Regions from separate parts of the Homo sapiens genome. Here all the other regions are linked to region 2. A link is a contact called in ENCODE Hi-C or POLR2A ChIA-PET data. All regions are on one chromosome and are shown on one strand. The core of a region is the stretch at or near the end of the contact, and the rest is flanking DNA. Distances in the headings are between cores, read along the strand shown.

What was found. Hi-C counts contacts between places; a loop is a spot of excess contacts on that map. ChIA-PET counts read pairs that join two places held with the same protein, here RNA polymerase II (POLR2A). Pooled maps may share reads with other maps.
Region 1: a map of ascending aorta shows a loop between it and region 2 (2.5-fold over the local background). The contact joins the enhancer-like site here to the promoter of LNCRNA-IUR in region 2. A Hi-C loop is called at or near these places in 2 of 168 maps with a recorded cell type or tissue (ascending aorta and dorsolateral prefrontal cortex), 4 of 37 single-sample maps with no recorded cell type and 12 of 50 pooled maps. POLR2A ChIA-PET finds 5 or more read pairs at or near these places in 2 of 52 experiments (OCI-LY7 and Panc1).
Region 3: a loop to region 2 is called in a map of CD4-positive, alpha-beta memory T cell, with 11 times the contacts of the local background. The contact joins the enhancer-like site here to the promoter of LNCRNA-IUR in region 2. A Hi-C loop is called at or near these places in 3 of 168 maps with a recorded cell type or tissue (CD4-positive, alpha-beta T cell, CD4-positive, alpha-beta memory T cell and naive thymus-derived CD4-positive, alpha-beta T cell), 3 of 37 single-sample maps with no recorded cell type and 9 of 50 pooled maps.
Region 4: a pooled map shows a loop between it and region 2 (9-fold over the local background). The contact joins the enhancer-like site here to the promoter of LNCRNA-IUR in region 2. A Hi-C loop is called at or near these places in 1 of 168 maps with a recorded cell type or tissue (mammary epithelial cell) and 6 of 50 pooled maps. POLR2A ChIA-PET finds 5 or more read pairs at or near these places in 1 of 52 experiments (PC-9).
Region 5: a map of HCT116 shows a loop between it and region 2 (2.5-fold over the local background). The contact joins the promoter of AMOTL1 here to the promoter of LNCRNA-IUR in region 2. A Hi-C loop is called at or near these places in 2 of 168 maps with a recorded cell type or tissue (HCT116 and MCF 10A), 1 of 37 single-sample maps with no recorded cell type and 7 of 50 pooled maps.
Region 6: a loop to region 2 is called in a map with no recorded cell type, with 2.2 times the contacts of the local background. The contact joins the enhancer-like site here to the promoter of LNCRNA-IUR in region 2. A Hi-C loop is called at or near these places in 2 of 168 maps with a recorded cell type or tissue (esophagus muscularis mucosa and sigmoid colon), 3 of 37 single-sample maps with no recorded cell type and 10 of 50 pooled maps.

What each region holds. Positions count from the first base shown.
Region 1 is chr11:95,452,442-95,455,405 of GRCh38, reverse strand. No RefSeq gene overlaps it. Among named protein-coding and RNA genes, the nearest start is that of SESN3, 220 kb to the right of the region's middle. Within about 2 kb of position 1,570, at least 9 of the 41 ENCODE cell types and tissues checked have a DNase peak (open chromatin) inside an H3K27ac peak, as active enhancers do; they include ascending aorta and dorsolateral prefrontal cortex, where a contact is called at or near this core.
Region 2 is chr11:95,149,095-95,152,234 of GRCh38, reverse strand. It overlaps LNCRNA-IUR (lncRNA imatinib upregulated), which reads right to left and starts at 1,696. Exons shown (of 3, transcript NR_110303.1): 1 at 487-1,696. RefSeq lists a silencer at 467-576 and enhancers at 1,097-1,226, 827-1,368, 1,369-1,910.
Region 3 is chr11:94,788,119-94,790,907 of GRCh38, reverse strand. The region is part of intron 1 of AMOTL1 (angiomotin like 1); the gene reads right to left. Among named protein-coding and RNA genes, the nearest start is that of AMOTL1, 21 kb to the right of the region's middle. RefSeq lists enhancers at 1,051-1,551, 1,552-2,052. Within about 2 kb of position 1,372, at least 5 of the 41 ENCODE cell types and tissues checked have a DNase peak (open chromatin) inside an H3K27ac peak, as active enhancers do.
Region 4 is chr11:94,875,351-94,878,489 of GRCh38, reverse strand. It overlaps AMOTL1 (angiomotin like 1), which reads right to left. Exons shown (of 13, transcript NM_130847.3): 13 at 1,742-3,139. Among named protein-coding and RNA genes, the nearest start is that of CWC15, 97 kb to the left of the region's middle. RefSeq lists an enhancer at 1,555-2,066. Within about 2 kb of position 1,654, at least 15 of the 41 ENCODE cell types and tissues checked have a DNase peak (open chromatin) inside an H3K27ac peak, as active enhancers do.
Region 5 is chr11:94,766,883-94,769,671 of GRCh38, reverse strand. AMOTL1 (angiomotin like 1) reads right to left here and starts at 1,316. Exons shown (of 13, transcript NM_130847.3): 1 at 1,112-1,316. The coding sequence starts at 1,160.
Region 6 is chr11:95,500,233-95,503,199 of GRCh38, reverse strand. No RefSeq gene overlaps it. Among named protein-coding and RNA genes, the nearest start is that of SESN3, 270 kb to the right of the region's middle. Within about 2 kb of position 1,382, at least 2 of the 41 ENCODE cell types and tissues checked have a DNase peak (open chromatin) inside an H3K27ac peak, as active enhancers do.

The sequences.
Region 1 (2,964 bases), core at 321-2,820, 300 kb before region 2:
GTGGCTTGAAGTAAAAAGTTTTCTGTAAGATTTGCATTGTTCACCACCAAGGCCTCTACCCGCTGAGACCTTCTCACCCTCTACCCCACCCTCAGAGACCCAGCTCCCCATTCCCTGTCCTAACTCTGCAAGAGTTCCTGGTTCTTCCTGAGAGGTAGATGGTCATTAAACATGGGGGAAAACAACCTAGATTTAAAGTGCAGAAATCAGCTGGATTATAATCTGAGTTTCATGAGATCGTTGTGAAGATTTTTCTACAATGAGGTTTATGAAAACATCTTGTAAACTCTAAAGTGCTATCCAAATGGAAGGACATGTATTTATTTTCCAGAGGTTAGCACAGGAAATATTCACTGTCAAATAGTGTCAGAAGGGAAAAGAGAGAGCTAAAAGATAGCTTCACACCAAGGGAAATGCAAGGTGGAGGCATAGACTTAGGAGAAAGGTAGCAAAGTCAAAAGAGAAGAGCTAGTTGCAAGACTGCAGCCATAAATTGTGTTGGGATAATGCCTTTACTCCCAACTCTTTAGTGAACTCACTGCATTGATGAGATTTGTGGCTCAAGTGGATTTGATTTACCCCCAAGTAAATTGGCAGCTTTGAGGTAGATGACATGCGATAAGGGAGGCCACGTAGTCTCAGGAGTGGAAGCTCTGAGAATGCTTAGGAAGTGAGGCTGGGAGACAGTATAGCAAAGAGCTTTTGATGGACACTCACTGTGAAGTAGAATTCAGGCCAAAGAGTAGGAGAATCTCTGAGGGGAAAGCAAGCCTAGAGCGGAATTTAAGTCACACACTTGTATACAGTAGGGAGTGAAAGATTTGGTATATATAATAGATGCTGTAGGACCTCAAATGAGATGACTAGAGTAATATCTAGAAGGGATTCATTGAAGAAACACTTTCTCATTTTCTACCTTCTCTCCTATGCCCCTAAATCTATTACCATCTTTGTTTCCCTGTCATCCTCTCTCTTTTCCTTTTGTCCTGCCTGTGCCTGAAGGTGTCTATGGTTTTAAAGATTGAGTCTAAACAGCGGTCTCACCAACGCCCTCCCTGGGTCACTCCCCTCCTTTGCCAGAGCCGGCATTGGCACTGCTGGGAAAGAACTCTGCGCAATGCAAGGCAGACTGCATGGACTCGTGCCTGACCCTATCCCCACCCCATTCCCATGCCATACTATTCACCCTGTCAGACAAAAAGGAAAAATGCTGGCACCATGCAGATGATCCAGAACAATGTCCACAGTTTCCAATATAAACTGTGCAGCTCAGGGCTCCCACCCTGCCGAGCGTCCAGTAACTTTTGCTGAGCCATCCAAGCCCAAGGGAAAATAACCCACTGTGAAAGAACAAAGGCAGCCTTAGCTCAGGCCTGTCCCCACCAGTCAGGAGAGGCAGGCGACAGCACCTCTGGGCCAGTGCGGTCCCTGGAGGGCGGCCAAACAGGCTGTTCTGAGCATGACAAGGCAAGGGAGGGGCCCAAGAGGCCCCAGTCAATGAGAAATAGATCTGCCTGAGAAATAATAATGAATGAAAAGGCGCAGTGACAAAGCCTTGCCTCCGAGCTGGTTTGGCACACCCTCAGATCTAATGATATGTTCAGAAAGAAAAATCCACAGGCAAGATTTGGAATCCTTTAAGCCAACTAGTCATCCACAAACAGGCCCAATGATCTTGGTTTTACCAGCAGGCATTCCAAGAAAGGGCTCTTGGGCCTGACAGCTGTCCTTCTTCAACAGGCTCAGCACTTGTCAGTGCTGGAATGTGAAATAGCCTATTTGGGAGCAGAGGGATGGACTAGATGAACCTATGAGCTCACGTAATTCCAGGTCAAACAGGCAGTGAGAATGAGACTAGTACCTGTGACTGTGAAAAGACATACTGGTGAGGGAATAGAAGCAAAGATCAGAAGGAGGGGTCAGGAGGAGCAGGGTCTTTTTCAGTTCTCAAATATTTGCTGAGCTTTCCTTGAGACTTGAGAGCTGAGCACAGTGAGGTTAGGGGACAAAAATAACAGATGCCACCCCACTCTCAGAGTGCTTATGAGATTATCTACCTAAAAGTGCCTTAAAAAACATTTTAAGGGGGTCAGAGAGTATTATTGTCATTACCAAAGATGCCTGGAGATCATCTGACTCTGGATCCAAGTCTGATAGCTTGGTGGAGCTGCTTGGAAGTGGGTATTGAGTTTGTGAAGGCTTGCGTGGGTTCAGGCTCAGCAAAAGGAATGCGTTGATTCATTAGTGCTGTTTGTAATGGATAGAAGGGAATGCTACATATCCAATGACCTGAGTTCCAATCTAATTTGGCCTATTTTACAAATAAAACAGCTGAGTTCCGGGAAGAGGAGATGGCAAAGTTGAACAAAATGGGCACTAGATTGTCACAGCTAAGCCTTCGCTCACCCTGCCCTGGGAGAGCAGGACAGATGAGCAAACTCCAGGAGATGCCGGCGATGCCACACAATCGCACAATCGTAGGGAGGAAGAGAGAAAGGAAGGGAGGGGCTGGGAAGGCTTCTAGAGGCCACAAAGCAGCACCATGTAAACACATACGTGGTTTCCAATGAAACAACAGCTCCCACTTAACCCTCCTTCTCTTTTCCTGACCATGGAAGGTTGAGGTTAGGTTGCCAGGAAAGTGGCAAAACTTTCCCATAGATCCTACCCTGGGTTGAACTTTGAAAGAGTATTATAGATTTCTTAAGAAGTGAAGTGTTACAGGCCACAGTTTATGATGATTAGGTGAGAGTTAAAGCACACATTTTATTCTACATCATAATAGAGCTAGTTGTATACCAGTCCCTCTTTGTGAAATTAAAGATTTCATGAAGATATTATCCCTGCATTACCCAGCAACTAATAAAATTGTATAAAGAGTAGGCATACAGTGAATATTTATGAATTAGACAAATAAATGAAGACATTATTAATATCATTTTTAGGGAATCCAAAGATTAGCAG
Region 2 (3,140 bases), core at 447-2,946:
CGAGCTCTGTTTCACCTGGTTCTCACCTGGATCGCGGCCTCCAATTTGCGCAGTGACCCCTACAGTCTATTCTCCAAACAGCAGCTGGCGTGGTCATTATGAAAAGCAATGTCCACCTGCTGCTCAAAAACCCACGAATGGCTCCCCATTTCTTTCCCATTAAAGCCAAAGTCTAAAACATTTACAAAGCGTTATATGATCAGTTCCTACCTGCTTTCCTTATGTTGGAGGCTGTGAAGCTCCTTAATATATAAACAGTTCTCAGGAGAAGGAATAAAAGCACAGCCACCTCCTCAGCAGAGCCAGTTTACACTCTGCTAGAGACAAGAGGAGCTGGGACCTTCTCCCCTAACCCTTACTGCATATGTGAGAGAAGCCAGACCTGCTGGATCGACTGGAAATGCCCAGTGCCTGAGACGGGGAGGAAAGAGAAGCCGTGGGGAGGAAAAGACTGTAAACCTAAAAGGCATTGAAGTCCCACCTCACCAGTTAGGCAGGGAGGAGAAAGAGGCCTAGGGCGCTCGGGAACTTGGAATAAGGTTGCCCTCTGCGGGTGAAACTGTGAAATATCTCACAGTGGAGGAGGGCGGAGACTGTTCGCAGAGGGGCCCGGCGAAAACGTCACCCTACTGGAGGTACGAACGCATCGCAGACTGGGGGCGCCCGAGCGCATCCCAGACGCGAGGGCAAAGGCCCAGGAGGACTGTGGGGCTCTCGGAAGTATCCGATCACCTTGCGAGGAGTCCGCCGGCTGTCCGAGCCTGATGTCACTGCAACTTCGATTCCTCCGACGCCCCTACTCTTACTTCCCAGTCTTCAGGCAACTTCTCCGCTTCGGCCTCCCCTAGGCCTTGGCCCCAGAGAGGGGACGCACTCCACAGGTGGATTCGCACGTGTGGGCCCTCGGCAGCACTTTCTCGTGCAAATTAACAGGTGGCCCTCATTGTGGAAGCACCGCCCAGCCTTTCCCGGGGAGGTCACCAGGGCGAGGCCGCTCAAGGTCTGCAGGCGCCCGGCGTTAGCGGGATCCTCCCCGCGCACTGGTCCGAGGAGGCCAGGAGAGGGCGAACCAGTCCCCGACCAGCGGCCCTTCCGGGGGTGGGCTCTGACCCCACCGAGCGGTTAGAGGGTCCAGGAGCTCCAAAGGGTAGGGCAGAATTGGGTAGATGAGGGTGCATTTTTCTGGGAGGAGTCTAAGGCGTCGCTGACTCTCAAAGGCCCGCATCCGGAGAAAGGGAAAGAGCCCCGTCCCGGGAGGAAGGACGAGAGGCTGGCCCGCGGGAAGGAGCCCTGGCAGTCCCTCCTGGCCTAGGTCTACCTCTTTGATCTCACCGTCCCCGTGGCGGCGAGTGCCACCAAAGATGAGAGAGGCCAGCAGGTATCGGGAGAGAGCTGAGGGGTCGGCGCCGGCGGGACCCCAGATTGGAGCCGCCGTCGTCGGACGGGCAGACCCTGCTGTAATAGCTCCCGGCCGGCCACGGTAGGCAGGTGGGGCCCACCGCGAGTCCTAGTGAAAAACACCTTCCTCTTGATTCTCTCAAAGGAACCCGAGCCCTGGGAAGGGACATCAAGGCGCTCCCGAGACTCCGGAGACGGCCAACAGCCCCAAAAGAGAGTACTCGGCTATCCAGCCGCCCTTATCCAAGCGGAGAATCTCTCTCCACCTCCGCCCTCCCGGGACTCAAAGTTGTTTGTGGAGCCTCCAGGTTTCCTTGTAGATGGGCACGATATGCACTGTGTGCGCGCGCGCGCACACACACACACACACACACACACACACACACACACACGTATATGTATTTTTCCAGTGGCCACTGCAGGATTGCCAGCTTTCGGAAATGAGCATCCGCTCTCTCTCTCGGGACTGGGCGTGGGGTTCACCGAAAGGAGAGGAAGAGACCTTGCGTTTGCGCTGGGCCTGCTCGATGCCAGGCCATTCTAGGCTTCTGTCTATCCTGGTTTCTGGTCTGTGCGTTGTGGGTAGCAGCATTGGCGTATTACGCCGGAGGGAGCAGGCTGAGCGAGGCTCCAGAAGGTGCGCAATAGCCGGAGAGGAAAGGGCGATGCTGTCACCTAGCCCCCTCCCTGAGACTCCATTCAGCCCAGAAAAAGGAGCTGCTTTCTCCCCCATCTACCCTAGGAGAAAATAAACGGTCGCTGGCATTTTCCTGCGTCTTTTAATTTTGCCAGAACTGTTTTGGGTTGGCTATTGTGGGCCAGGATGGAGGCCTTCTCCTCCCGGGAGCAAACCTGCCCACGCCCAGGCCGGCAGTGGAGTCAGCCTTGCCCCAGCCTGCCCTCCAGGGAAACAATGCCCCTTTGTCCCTCGCCCTCCCGGGGCTGATACAGCCCCTCCCCTTAGCTTAGGGCTCCCTCCCGTTAGAGCATTCCAATGATTGCCACAAGTCACACTTTTCTTTGAGGTCTCTGCCTGGGAAGAAAACAAAGCAGCCCTCCTAATCACACGGAGGGAGTGGAACTTTTCCTGCCCTCTGACTATGTGCCAGCCTTGGCTCCTCCCTGAAGCCCTGTCTAGAGGGCTTATTAGGTCACTTATGTTTTGTACCTCGTGTGAAGTCCCACAATCAGTAGATTATAGAGGGGAGCACAAACCCAGCAGTGTCTGACATAGAGAAATTACACATACATACATACACACATACATACATACATACACACACACACATACACACATACATATACATACATACATACATACATACACACACATACATACACACATACATACACACATACACATACATACATACATACATATATACATACATATATATAGTCTTTCCACCACCCAGGATTGAAAATTAATGCTGTTTTTGACATTGTCCGTTATCCACCCAAACCCTCCAAAAAGGCTGGCTGGCATTTGCTTGGCTCTAGTTCTACCTGCCCACCTTCTCCTTTGCCTAATCCTGAGTTTTCCCCTTCCCCACGTGTGTTCCCCTTGAGCACTTTTTTGCTAACTTCCTGCATGCTACTGTCATCTCAGAGACTGATTCCTGGGGAGCCCAACCTGTAACATGGAGCTCAGTGGAAAGCACATGGAATGTGGACTGAGACATGACTGTGTTCAAACCCTGGCTCTGTCGCTAAGTGGTTACTTGGTTTGGGGCAAGGCATTT
Region 3 (2,789 bases), core at 123-2,622, 360 kb after region 2:
AAACCGTGGTGAGCCACTCCTCTGATTCACCTGCCACTGGAACTACTAATTCCCAAGGGTCAGTTCCTGAATCTGTCCACAGGCCATTAATACAACAGGCTCAAAGTCTCCATGAGGTTTAAACCCTGGAGGACGTGAAACTGTCATTCCGCTATCATACAATACACACAACTAGGAAGTCCCTTGTCCTTAAATTCCACTGCCGGCATGCCACTCCCTTACACATAATGATTTGGACTATAACTTCAGGGTGGAATTTTTGTGGTTTTCAAGGCTGTCTCTAAACAGGGCCCCCTTTAGCTGTGCATAGTCCTGCTGGTCCCCTCAGCATCCCAGCATCCTGTGAACATGTCATCCTCATTCTCCAAGTGCCACCTTCTGGCTTCACATGCACCCCTAACTACTCTAAAGTTCATCCTAGTAAATGTACCTCTTCAGTTTACCGCCTCTAGAACGCCTCTCAACACCATCCCCCATGCCCTGACTGATCTCCCTTCCCTCAACTGTCACCACACTTATGATCTGAGGCACACAAAACTTGTGGTACTTAAATTTCACCTGCCTAGTATTTTGCAGTAGTCATTTAATAGGCTGGTGTTATGGCCCTGGTGAAGTCATTACCCTTTGAAGACAGGCAGTGTACTGTGTACTTGCTAATTTCTGCAAGCATGTAGCATGTAAGACATATGCTTCTTACTACGTGCTGACTGATGGCAAGAACATGGCGGTATTCTCTGGAATGTTCTCAGTACCAAGTAAGAGTTAAAGAAAAGACAAAGATCCCTCCAAAGCCAGTCTCTATGAGAATTCCAGATAATTCCTTGTACCTTTCAGCTCCGTAAGATGAGGGGGCCCTTACTCTCCCCTATGCAGCAAATACTAGTGCTTTCAACTCTACAGGCCAGCGACCCATTCCTCAAAGAGACCACTAACTGCAGAACAACTCCCAGGTGTTATGTCACCAACGGGCAAAGCTTTCTGCCAGCTACATGTAATCCAAAACCTCCTAATGATTTAAAAACAATTTCACTGTCTAGATTACAATAACCTCCTATAACTTTATAACAGAGATTTTAACCACAGCAACAAACAATTCTGTGGCTTCTATCTTACCTTTCAAAGAGCTAAGGAATTTGCTGAGTGTGCCAGCAGCCTCAAAGTTAAATGTAAGCCATCAAGCCTTCTGATTCCGGCAGAACTCGAGGTTTTTCTAGGGAGCCGAATACTCCGCTCAAGGAGAAGGATACCCTGGAAACAATGTTTTCAAAAGGGCTGGAGAACCTATGACCAGTACCTGAAAAATAAGGGCCAGCCTGTTTAGGAGTCCTCATGTGAAACCAAGCCAGCTCATCTGGATTAGCTGATTCACAATCTTAAGGGCAGCACTGACAGGCAGCAGTGCCTCCTCCAAACACCTGCATGCAACACATGTTTTTAAAAAGGAAACAGTGCCGGGCACGGTGGCTCAAGCCTGTAATCCCAGCACTTCGGGAGGCCGAGGAGGGTGGATTACTTGAGGTCAGGAGTTCGAGACCAGCCTGGCCAACATGGTGAAACCCTGTCTCTACTAAAAATACAAAAATTAGCCAGGCATGGTGGCGGGCACCTGTAGTCTCAGCTACTCGGGAGGCTGAGGCAGGAGAATCACTTGAACCCAGGAGGCAAAGGTTGCAGTGAGCCAAGACTGCGCCACTGCACTCCAGCCTGGGTGACAGAGCTAGACTCTGTCTCAAAAAATAAAAATACAGAAATAAATAAAAAGGAAACAGTAAGCTCCACCACTAAACTAAAAGCACTCCCTGGAATATGCTTTCTCACTCTCTTTTCCCCCAAGCAACCATTACCTGAAACCCGAGGTTTGGAGTTGGGGGTTGAGGGGTGGGGTTTACAAGATTCCCAACCCCTACATGGCAGGTCTTTTGAATGGGCATCAAACTTGAATTCTAAACCCTGGACCAATCCATATGTTCCAGAAAACAAGTGAAATCAAGACCCCGACACCTATTTAACTTAGACTCTCTCTGAAAGTGGAATGTGTGTTGAATAACTTCAAACTTGTCTGAAGTTTAACTTTGTAATGCTTACTTAAAAATCTTTGAGATATTATCAATATAAACCAAAATGCAGAGCACATGCTTAACCTTTAAAGTAACAATTGAGTCCAAGAGATCACTGTGAGTGGAGCTATAAATAGCAAGAAATGAGTAAGACTGTCCTTGGCCCTTAGGATTTTACGATTTGGTTCCAGAGACCAACGTGCACACAACTACCCATTTTTATTGCAAAGTATGTTAAAGGAACATACTGCTTTGGAGTTCCATGAGTAATCATTACTACCTGTTGACTGACGGAAGGGACATAGAGCTTCAGTGACAAGGAGAAAGAGATATGTGGGCTGAAATTGAACCGGAGGGAAAATGAGGAGGATGTTAATCCACTGTGGGGTGTGGAGAAGGTGGTAGTGAGGGAAGATCGGCCCAACATGGGAAAAACAAAAGCATAGGACTGGGTTATGAAAGTGTTGTCTCTTTAAGGAATAGAGAGTTCAGCGTAGCTTAGTTATGGGTAAGGAGAAGGGGGTTAAAAGCATGAGTACATTATTTTCCTAACATGTTAGAGCTGGAAAATAAATTAGAGATTAGGTAGTTCAACTTCCAACTATTACCTACCATGTTCCCTTCCTGATAGTCACCTAAGTAAATCCTTTCAATGTTAGGGAACACTGAACTCACTGTCTAAGTCTAGGGGCAGGTTCTATCTACCTTCCATTACAGAAGCCAACCCTGTTC
Region 4 (3,139 bases), core at 405-2,904, 270 kb after region 2:
TTATGAGTCTCCAAAAACTTGGGGAGAGTTACCCTTTGATAGAACTCCACATCAGATATGGAGGGCTTCCCAGGTTCCCATAAACTCCAGATTCAATTTAAAAAATTACCTATATATCTCTCAATATTCTAAAAAGAGAGGAACTTTGAGGATGATAGACTCACCAAGAGAGGGAGTCCTGGCTCACTTGGAATGGTCTCGGGATGTCTACCTGCCAGGAACAGAGGCAGATAAAGGAAGCACATCAAAGATACCCTGTCATGCTTGATAAAAAGGCAACAGAAACAGTAAACCATAATGACATTTTTTTATGACAGAAAGCTTCTTTTATTTTGACAACACAGAACTTTAAGAAAGGAATTTCATTGCTTCTGATTTATTTCCCATTTGTGACCTAATTCCTTATCACGATGGGCCTGCGCAACTTAAAACACATTGCTATCTCTTGTGGTTCCTGAGGCCCCAGCCCAGATGTCAGAATGGAGGCCAGTGTTCCTTCAGGGCACAGACGTGTACCACTTGGAATGACTACAAAGAACTGCTGGGATTGAGAACTTCTCTCCTGGGGTGTACAAGGGGCCAAGAGAAAGGTCAGAGCTCAGGGGGTGGCTCGCATGATGTACACATGTGGGATCAGCGTGGGAAGGTGACAACTCGGAAGGGTCATACAAACCCTAAACACAAATGCAGTACTCCAGCTGTCTTCCTGGAGTCATCCTGACAGGTAGAGACTGGGGAGCTGCAAGAGTGCATCTTTACGTGAATTGAGTCATATTTGCACACGCACACAGATGGCGCTCCCTGCAGAGGAGTCCTCGGGGTAGAAGCAGGACAGACAAGAAGCCAGGCAGACAGGAGCATGAGCCTCCTGCCTCCCAGCATCCACCCAACTTGCACATGCAAGTCCCTTGACTCTGCAACAGGTAGACCTGGGTTCAAATCCCCACCCTGCCATCTTTTGCACATTACTTGCCCAGGGTTGTTTGAGTTTCAGTCTCCTGGGGTTTAAAGTGGGGATGATGACGAGGTTGTTGTGACTGAAGAAGATAATGCATATAAATCACACTGATGATTACTCGGGGGCTAGAGATGCATCCTTCACACTCCCCCAGAGCTCACATCAAGGAAGCTTTTCCTATGCTAGGGCTGGGGGTGGGTGAGGAGACAGGCTTTCGCTGAAAAGGCATGACCAGAGAATAAACAGCAGGAACCACTCTCTCTTAAACACAGTGATCCCAGGGGAGGGGCCTTCATGTGGAGATTCTCATGAGTCTTACTCTGTTCTGCTTCAGTCTCTGAGGCTCCTGGCCTGGATTTCGCCCATTTACCGTGTGACTCCTTCCCACCAAAGTCCCGCTTTCTTCTCCTGTGACCCCAAGACACTGACAAAACAGCTCCCATCTCCCATTTCCATCCTCAGGCTCAGAGAGCCATGGCTGACTCCAGGCTGCCTGGGTGAATTCCTGAGACAGAGCCAGTTTACAGTGATCATTTGCAGGCTCTGAACTAAGGAACCTCAAAAGTGGACACTCACATGTGATCAAAGTGGACACCCAGGCACACAGTCTCCCTGCGTTTCCTTTCTCCTTATTTGTCTGGAGGAGCCAGGAGTGGGCGGGCTGCAAGCTGCGATGGTCTGGATGATTCATTTCCTCCTCAGAGTCAAGAGCTGCGTGTTGGTGTCAGCGTGAGGCCCACAAGGGGGGAGCCGAGGGCCTCTGAAGCAAAACATTAAGTGGGGTACAATGAAATGAAACATTTATTGAGCATCAGTTTATAAGTTCTTTAAGGAAGAAAGGAGCAAGCGAGAGAAAAGAGTCATTTTGCCATTTTATCCATTTATTATGTACAATATTAAGGCACAAGTTTAAGCAGCAAAGGAGAGGAAAATCTTTGGCTGACCAACAGCATCAATATTTGCTGTGGGGGACAGGCAGTGTTCTTGGAATCCCCACACTGGTACACAGACCCATTTGGCTGTATGGCCATGTACATCACCCCTCAATACAGACTGGCAATATGAAGACGTCAAACGTTACAGCCAGATACCAGTCTGCTGGGAAGAGCCGGCACGAGCACGGCACACTGCCACCAAGCACAGCGACACACACACACAGAGCAGGTTGGAGGGCAGCGGCAGCAGGACAGCTGAAATCGGGTGCCCATGCTTACCACTGTTTCACAGAATTTTACACAATTCTGTAAGTGCTCATGGAGGAGGAGGCTCCCTGTTCCTCCTCAAAAGGAAAAAAAACAAAAAACAAAAAAACACCTTGATTCAAATAAAACCAATGTGGATATATTTGCTTACATTCCGTTTTGTAATAAATACTTACAGGTGTCTCTATGTGAACAGACTCCTAGGCACAATCACATGTAAACACAACACCGGGCATCCAGACTTTGGGGGCTGATACAAGAAAACGCTGTATATGTAGTTCAATATAGAGAGAGCAGTATTCTAATTCTGTGAAGAAGCAAAGTTTCATGACAAAGAAACACCCCAGTCACATCATAACATGACAATAACATGCACTAAAGTAAACACAGTTTTACAGAATACCTACCAGATGTTTATATGAATGATTATGCACTTATATCTGTAGTGTATGCAGAGATGTGAACACATAGGAGGCATGGCAAGAGAATTGATTTTTAAAAATCTGTGTGCTAATGAGGATGATCCCCCCTTGAAGTGGACACTTTGAGAGGCTCTGAGGCCAAAGACTCATTCCAAGAAATTTCTTAGGGATTTTTTTAGAAACAAAAATGGTGTAACTTACCTTAATTGCCATCTTTTTTCATCCAACTGTGCTATCAAGCACTTGAGATTATTTCCAGAACTTAAATCCATCCTCAAAGGAGGAGGATTTCTCATCTCTAAGGGTAAACCAAAGGAACATGCCAAGCCCTGAAGGCCATTCTAGTAGAAGAGTTCCCAAGATATTTTTACTTGGCAGCACTATAGTCAATGAGCACATAGTCTCCCAAAAGACACCTTTTAAGGAGGGCGGGGTGAGATGAACACTTTGATCTTCTGTATGTTAGGAAAAGAAATTCCCACAAACAACCCTATAGTCATACCTCATATGTATGCACTCACTTATACACATGTCTTTATATACCATTAAATTACTAA
Region 5 (2,789 bases), core at 67-2,566, 380 kb after region 2:
CACACGCTAGCCCGGCCAAAAGGTATTTGCCACGCGGAGACAGGAAACCAACACCGAAGCCAAAAAGGCAAAAATCTTCGAACAAAAATGGAAAAGGAAAGTCTTCCTAGTCATCAGTAAAGATAGGAAGAGTAGGGTGGGCGAGGCGCGGGAGCTTTGCGCAGATACCCGGGATTCTCGGCCTGGGGCTCTGAGGGGGGAAACTTGGACACGTCGCCGCGAGCGCAGTCCAGGTAGCGGAGGCCCTAGAGGTGCGCGCCAGGGCTCGTCTGCTCTGCCGCCGCGTCCTCCAGCCCGGCCGCCTATGGGGCACGCTCGGTCCCTGTCCCGGCACTAGGCCACCGTTCCGCTCGGCTGTCATCGGCCAACGTACCACTCTCCCTCCTGCCACAAATGTCACATTCCAAGAAAAAACAGTTCCATTTGGAAAGTTTAAATTTTCTCCCCGCGAAAGCAGATTATTGTAAAGGCAGCCCTAACAGGCAAGCGGGAGCTGGATGTAACTCTCCAGTTTGTCAAAGAAACTTGTCTGGGGAGAGAACAAAGAAGGAGCAGCAGCTAACGCGATCCGAGCGTCTGGGGCTGGGGTGCGACCCTTTCGTCGCCCCCACCCGCCAGAGCCGGGTCTGGCCGGCGGGCAGAAAGGGTCCAGTCCACAGCGCCAGAGCCCGTCGGGCGGGCCGGTGCGCGCGCCTTTGTCTCGCGCCGGGGAAAGCTGCACCGGACACCCCCTTCCGTCCCCTCCCTCGCCGCGAGACCCGCGCGCGGGCGCGGGCGCGCCTCGGAGTGTCTGGCCATATGGCTGCGCCCCTCAGGAAAGGCCAGCCCCGCGTCGGGCGCGCAGCACCCCGGGGCCCAAACCCCGGGGCCACAACTTCAGTCAACGTGGGTCGCGGGGCGGCAAGACGCTGAGGCCCGGCCCGCAGGCAACTGGACCTGGAGCGGGGCAAGGGAACCCGCTTAAAAACAACAATCTGGGATCTCAGCCCCGGGCCCCCAGAAGCTGCCCCCTTCCGTGAGCAGCAGGGGCCCGGGGAGCCCGGGGCGACTGGGTTCTTCGCGTGGGAGACTCGGAGACGCCCTCCCGGCACCTCGAGTGGGGGCTGGTTACCTTTCACCGCAGGCTCACAAGTTCCCCGGCGCAACTTTGCCCTCCACATGAGGCGATCATGGCTAGTTCAGTCCCTCGGCTGGGGAAGACGGCTGCCGGGCAGCGCGGGGAAGTGGCGCCGGACAATCAACCCCATTCACACAGGGCTTCACCTCCAGCCCCAAACCCGACAACCGCTGCTGGGTCCTAGAGCTTCTCGCGCGCTCCCGCCGCCGTCCGCGCTCCCCGCTCCCCGCGCGCGGGCCGGGGAGGGTCGCCCGGGCTCGTCACTAGAACCCTACACTCCACCCCCGCCGTGGCGCCCGGCCGCTGGGCCCTAGAGCCCGTCTGCAGACACCCGCCGCCCCTCCCCGGGCCGCGAGACTGCCAGGCTGAAATTGCCCAGAGCTCAAGCTGACGTGTCTCCCTGAGACTTAGGAGGGCGACAGCATCCCTTCCTTTGTCCCCTGCCGGGTTTTGATTAATTTCAGACTCACCAGTTCTCCCTCCACTTTGTCTTCCTTCCCCACCAGCCCAATGCCGGCCAAAATTCTGTTTCCGGATCTGCCCAAAAGTCTAGATTTGCTTAGGTTGGTTTTTTTTCTTCTTAAGTGGAATTTCCAGGTAGAAAGTGGCCACACTTTTCTCAGCATTCCCCAGGCCCCAGTGCTTCCATCACGCACTTGAGATTGGGCGATAAGCTGCTACTATGTGCTCCGTTGACAAACAGAAGGGCCAAAACAGACCTGACAGCCTCGGATATTAAATGTGTTCGCAGAACCGTACATCCTCTGGCCATAAATCCCCAGGCTGTTATCTGCCTGAGTAGAGGTAAAGAAAGTAAGCGACTCTGGGAAAATGTTGCCCCACCTCTTAAAATCAGGCTGTGCTGAGAACTACTCATCCACCTCATTATATTGGTTTATACTGGCGGCTCTCTGGAGCCCTAATCTGGGGTGCCCGAGCCTGCCCCATAGCACTTCTGCCTGGCTTTTTCCGGGCAGCTCTACTGCTTGGAGAAGAGAAAGCTAGGTAACTGTACAGTTGCTGCCCAGGATGTTAGTGGGAGAGTTAGCGCACACCAAGCCTCTCTTATCTGGTGCTCCCTGCCTCTGTTTACCTGCTATCTAGGTCCGGCCTTCAGGGACTCCTCCCTGGATTGTGGCAGTTCCCTAACTAGACTGCCAGCAGTTTTACCTCTCATCAGTTCTGGTGGGTTGCATGTCCTGATTCTGATTCCCCTGATGGGCCCTCCTACTGAGTAAACTCTGCTCTCAAGATAAAGCCCAAATGTAATCATTTAACAATTATTTATGAAATGCCTACTCCATTTAAAGTCATCTACCCTGGTACACACAAAAGAAACTTAGCACACAAAAGAAACTTAGAGCAGCTGACCAGCCCTTCAAGGATCTGTTATCTGTCTAAGAAGACAAGATGTGTGAACAGAAAACAGGCAAGCAACAAAGCAGGAGATCCAAGTACTGCAGATGCCTGGGAAGGGCGGAGAGAGGCACTGACTACACAGAAGGAAAAGCCTGGGAGGGTGGTGGAGTTCAGACACAGCAGAAAGAGGAAAAGGCAGCACTGGGCAAGCAGAGGCAAAAGCCAAGAGGGAGATGACAAGGTCTGGGTGCTTGGGAAGAAGGCATAGAGGAAAGCGTTTTTACCAGAAACGAGGAGAAAACAAGGGAAGGCA
Region 6 (2,967 bases), core at 133-2,632, 350 kb before region 2:
GTGTGTGTGTGTGTGTGTGTGTGTGTGTACTTTGGCTTTTACTCTGAGGGAGACCAGAAGTTACCAGATGGTTTTGAGAAGAGAAGTAAGATGATCTAACTTAATATTTTAACATAATAACTCTGACTGCAATGTTAGGAATAGACTCAAACGAGAAGAATCAGGATGCTAGTTCAGAAATCCAGGTGTGAGATCTTGGTGGCTCAGACCACAATGGGAGCAATAGCCGAGGTGGGAAGTAGTTGGATTGTGGATTTACTTTGATGGTGAAAGCAATAGGATTTCCTGACTATTGGGGGAGGAGGGGGAGAGAAAGAAAGGAGTCCAGGATGATTCCAAGGTTTTTAGTCTGAAGACTGGGTCAAGGAATTACAGATAAATTGGAAGTCACTCTTGATTTTAAGGAAAACATTGGATAAAATATTGGCCTAGCATATGATGCAAGTGCTTTAAAAATTACGCACACGATATCCGTCCCTCACAACCCCAACACAGTACCAGACAGTCTATAAAGAAAGCTCCCATGGGTTTTTCTAGTTGTTTTGAAAAGAAAGTTACTATCGGTTACTTTAAAATGAATGAAAATCAATTAGGTTTGTTTGCAGGGATGAGGAAATTGCTTCGATGTGGTGATTATGCTAGGACCTGGCACCTTCTGTAACTCAAATAAGGAAGGTTCTTCCTAGGAAGGATTCCAGACCGGCTGGGTGCAGGTTCTATCTTTTTTCCCCAGACTCACTCTGTGCTGCAGGCAAGTTGCTTAATTGATGCCTCCATTTTCCTACCTGTAAATTGAGGGCAGGATGAATGATACTAAAGCTTTGAGGTCCTTTCAGGAAGGTGTTCTGTAATGTCAAGGTCTTATTAGAGACCTTAAGAAGAAGTTAGCTTCCTTCTCCTGATTTCTGGGAAGCCAGCTGCAAATGACTGGGATTTAATGAGTTAGCAAGACAGTGAGTTATTTAAAAAGCAATGAGATCAGTGCTTCCACATCAATAAATGTGTGTGATTGCCCCAGGAGAGATGTGCCTGCCTACATTCATCAGCCCATAAAGGTGACTATAGGGGCATGGGCTTGAGCTTAGGTCTCCTGATTTTTGACCCTGCTGTCAGAGCTGCGGAGACTGTCTCCTGGCTGCCTGACCCTGGGGCAGGTGGGATGAGCTGGAGTCCCTCCACCAGCACGGGTCCTCCTTCCAGGGCCCATAAATCTCCTGTGGGGTAGTGAGGTAATGCTTAGATCAGTGCACCAGTCTTCCTGAGATGACCCCAGGCAGTAGGGTTATTCTGTACATAGAGGGCAGACAGCTCACTCTGTTAAAAAGCACTCTGCCTGCTGACTGATGACTGGTGAGCAGGATGAATTCAATTCCTTGCCTCACACTTTCCACAGCTCCTCCAGCCAAGTTCTTCAAGTGTTGGAGGGAAAGGAGGGTCAACTGAACTAATTATTTTTTAAGAACTGTCTCCAGTCTCCCTGCTCAGTGAATTTCAAAACTCAAGGCCACAAGTTCTCTAAGTTCAAGTGTGACTCCAATCAGATTCCCGAAAGGTGGCTACTGCAAGAGAAAACAAGGCAAATAGGACCAATCAGCTCTGGGTCTGTCAGGAAATCCAACACTCCCATCAAAATGTGGATGGACCTGGCCAACATGGAGAAATCCCATCTCTACTAAAAATGCAAAAATTAGCCGAGCATGGTGGCATGCACCTGTAATCCCAGCTACTCGGGAGGCTGAGGCAGGAAAATCGCTTGAACCTGGGAGGCAGAGGTTTCAGTGAGCCGAGATTGCACTACTGCAGTCCAGCCTGGAGGACAGAGCGAGACTCCATCTCAAACAAACAAACAAACAAACAAACAAAAACACAAAAATATTGATGGAGTAGAGGAATCCTTTTAAGCAAAGTCTCATTGTTAGCAAAAGTTCCACACACGGTTCTTCAGCATGTTCACCCTCATTATGGCAGCAATATAAGTTTCTATTTTTCTAATACTTGTTGTATAAAGGTTAAAAAAAAGGTGTGGCTTAAGCTCTCCAGAAAATTACAGTGAGTGTCATGGAACGATTACGAACTGGATGTCCTGTGAGATAATTGTAACTTTGCCACTTAATTAATTAGTTATTCTGGGCAACTTATTTAACCACTCCAAGCCCTGGTTTCTTTATCTGCAAAATGTAAAACAATAGTGTGTGACCTGGTATCCACAGTTTTCCAGTAGACCCCCTACTGAAGGTCTTGACGCATAAGATCAGAACTAAATAGGCTTGCTAATTATCCTACTTATGTCTTTCCTTGTCTTGCATCTCTCTCTGCATTAAGAATGTAAGTTTCATGAGGGTATTAAATTATATAAGCAGTACACCATTAGCCTGAGGCTGTCTCTGTTCTTTGAGCTCCTACATAATGAACTGCAATCTAACTTGTACATAAACAAACCAAAAGCTAACTTAGGAGTATAAAAAACAGCCAAGCTTCATCCAGTCACAGGCAGCTAACTCAGCACATCATGCCCAAATAAGGCAGATGCTAGCTGCAAATAATCAGGTGATTTCTCTACTGTGTTTCTGTGTCTGGCCTATGAAAGCTCATCACTCATACTGCTGGGTGGAGCTTTCTGAACCTCTTCTGGTTCTGAGTGTTGCCCAATTCATCGATTGTTCTCCACAGAAATAAACTCTTCTAAATTTAATTTATCTGAAGTTTCTCTTTTAACAAGGGCAAGGACTTGGCTTGATTCACCTCCTTATCCTCAGCAACCAGAAGAGTAATACCCCCTCTTATTTTACTATTTTAAAATAACTTTAGTTAAATATTTTTCTCTTAATTAGAAAGAAAACCAACATATAGATGTTTATCAGTCATTTGTCTATCACTATAAATTACACAATAAAATAATTTGACACTCAGTAGATGTTAGCCAGTGGGGATATAGATATGTTGAGGGAGTGGAAGAAGGGAGAAACT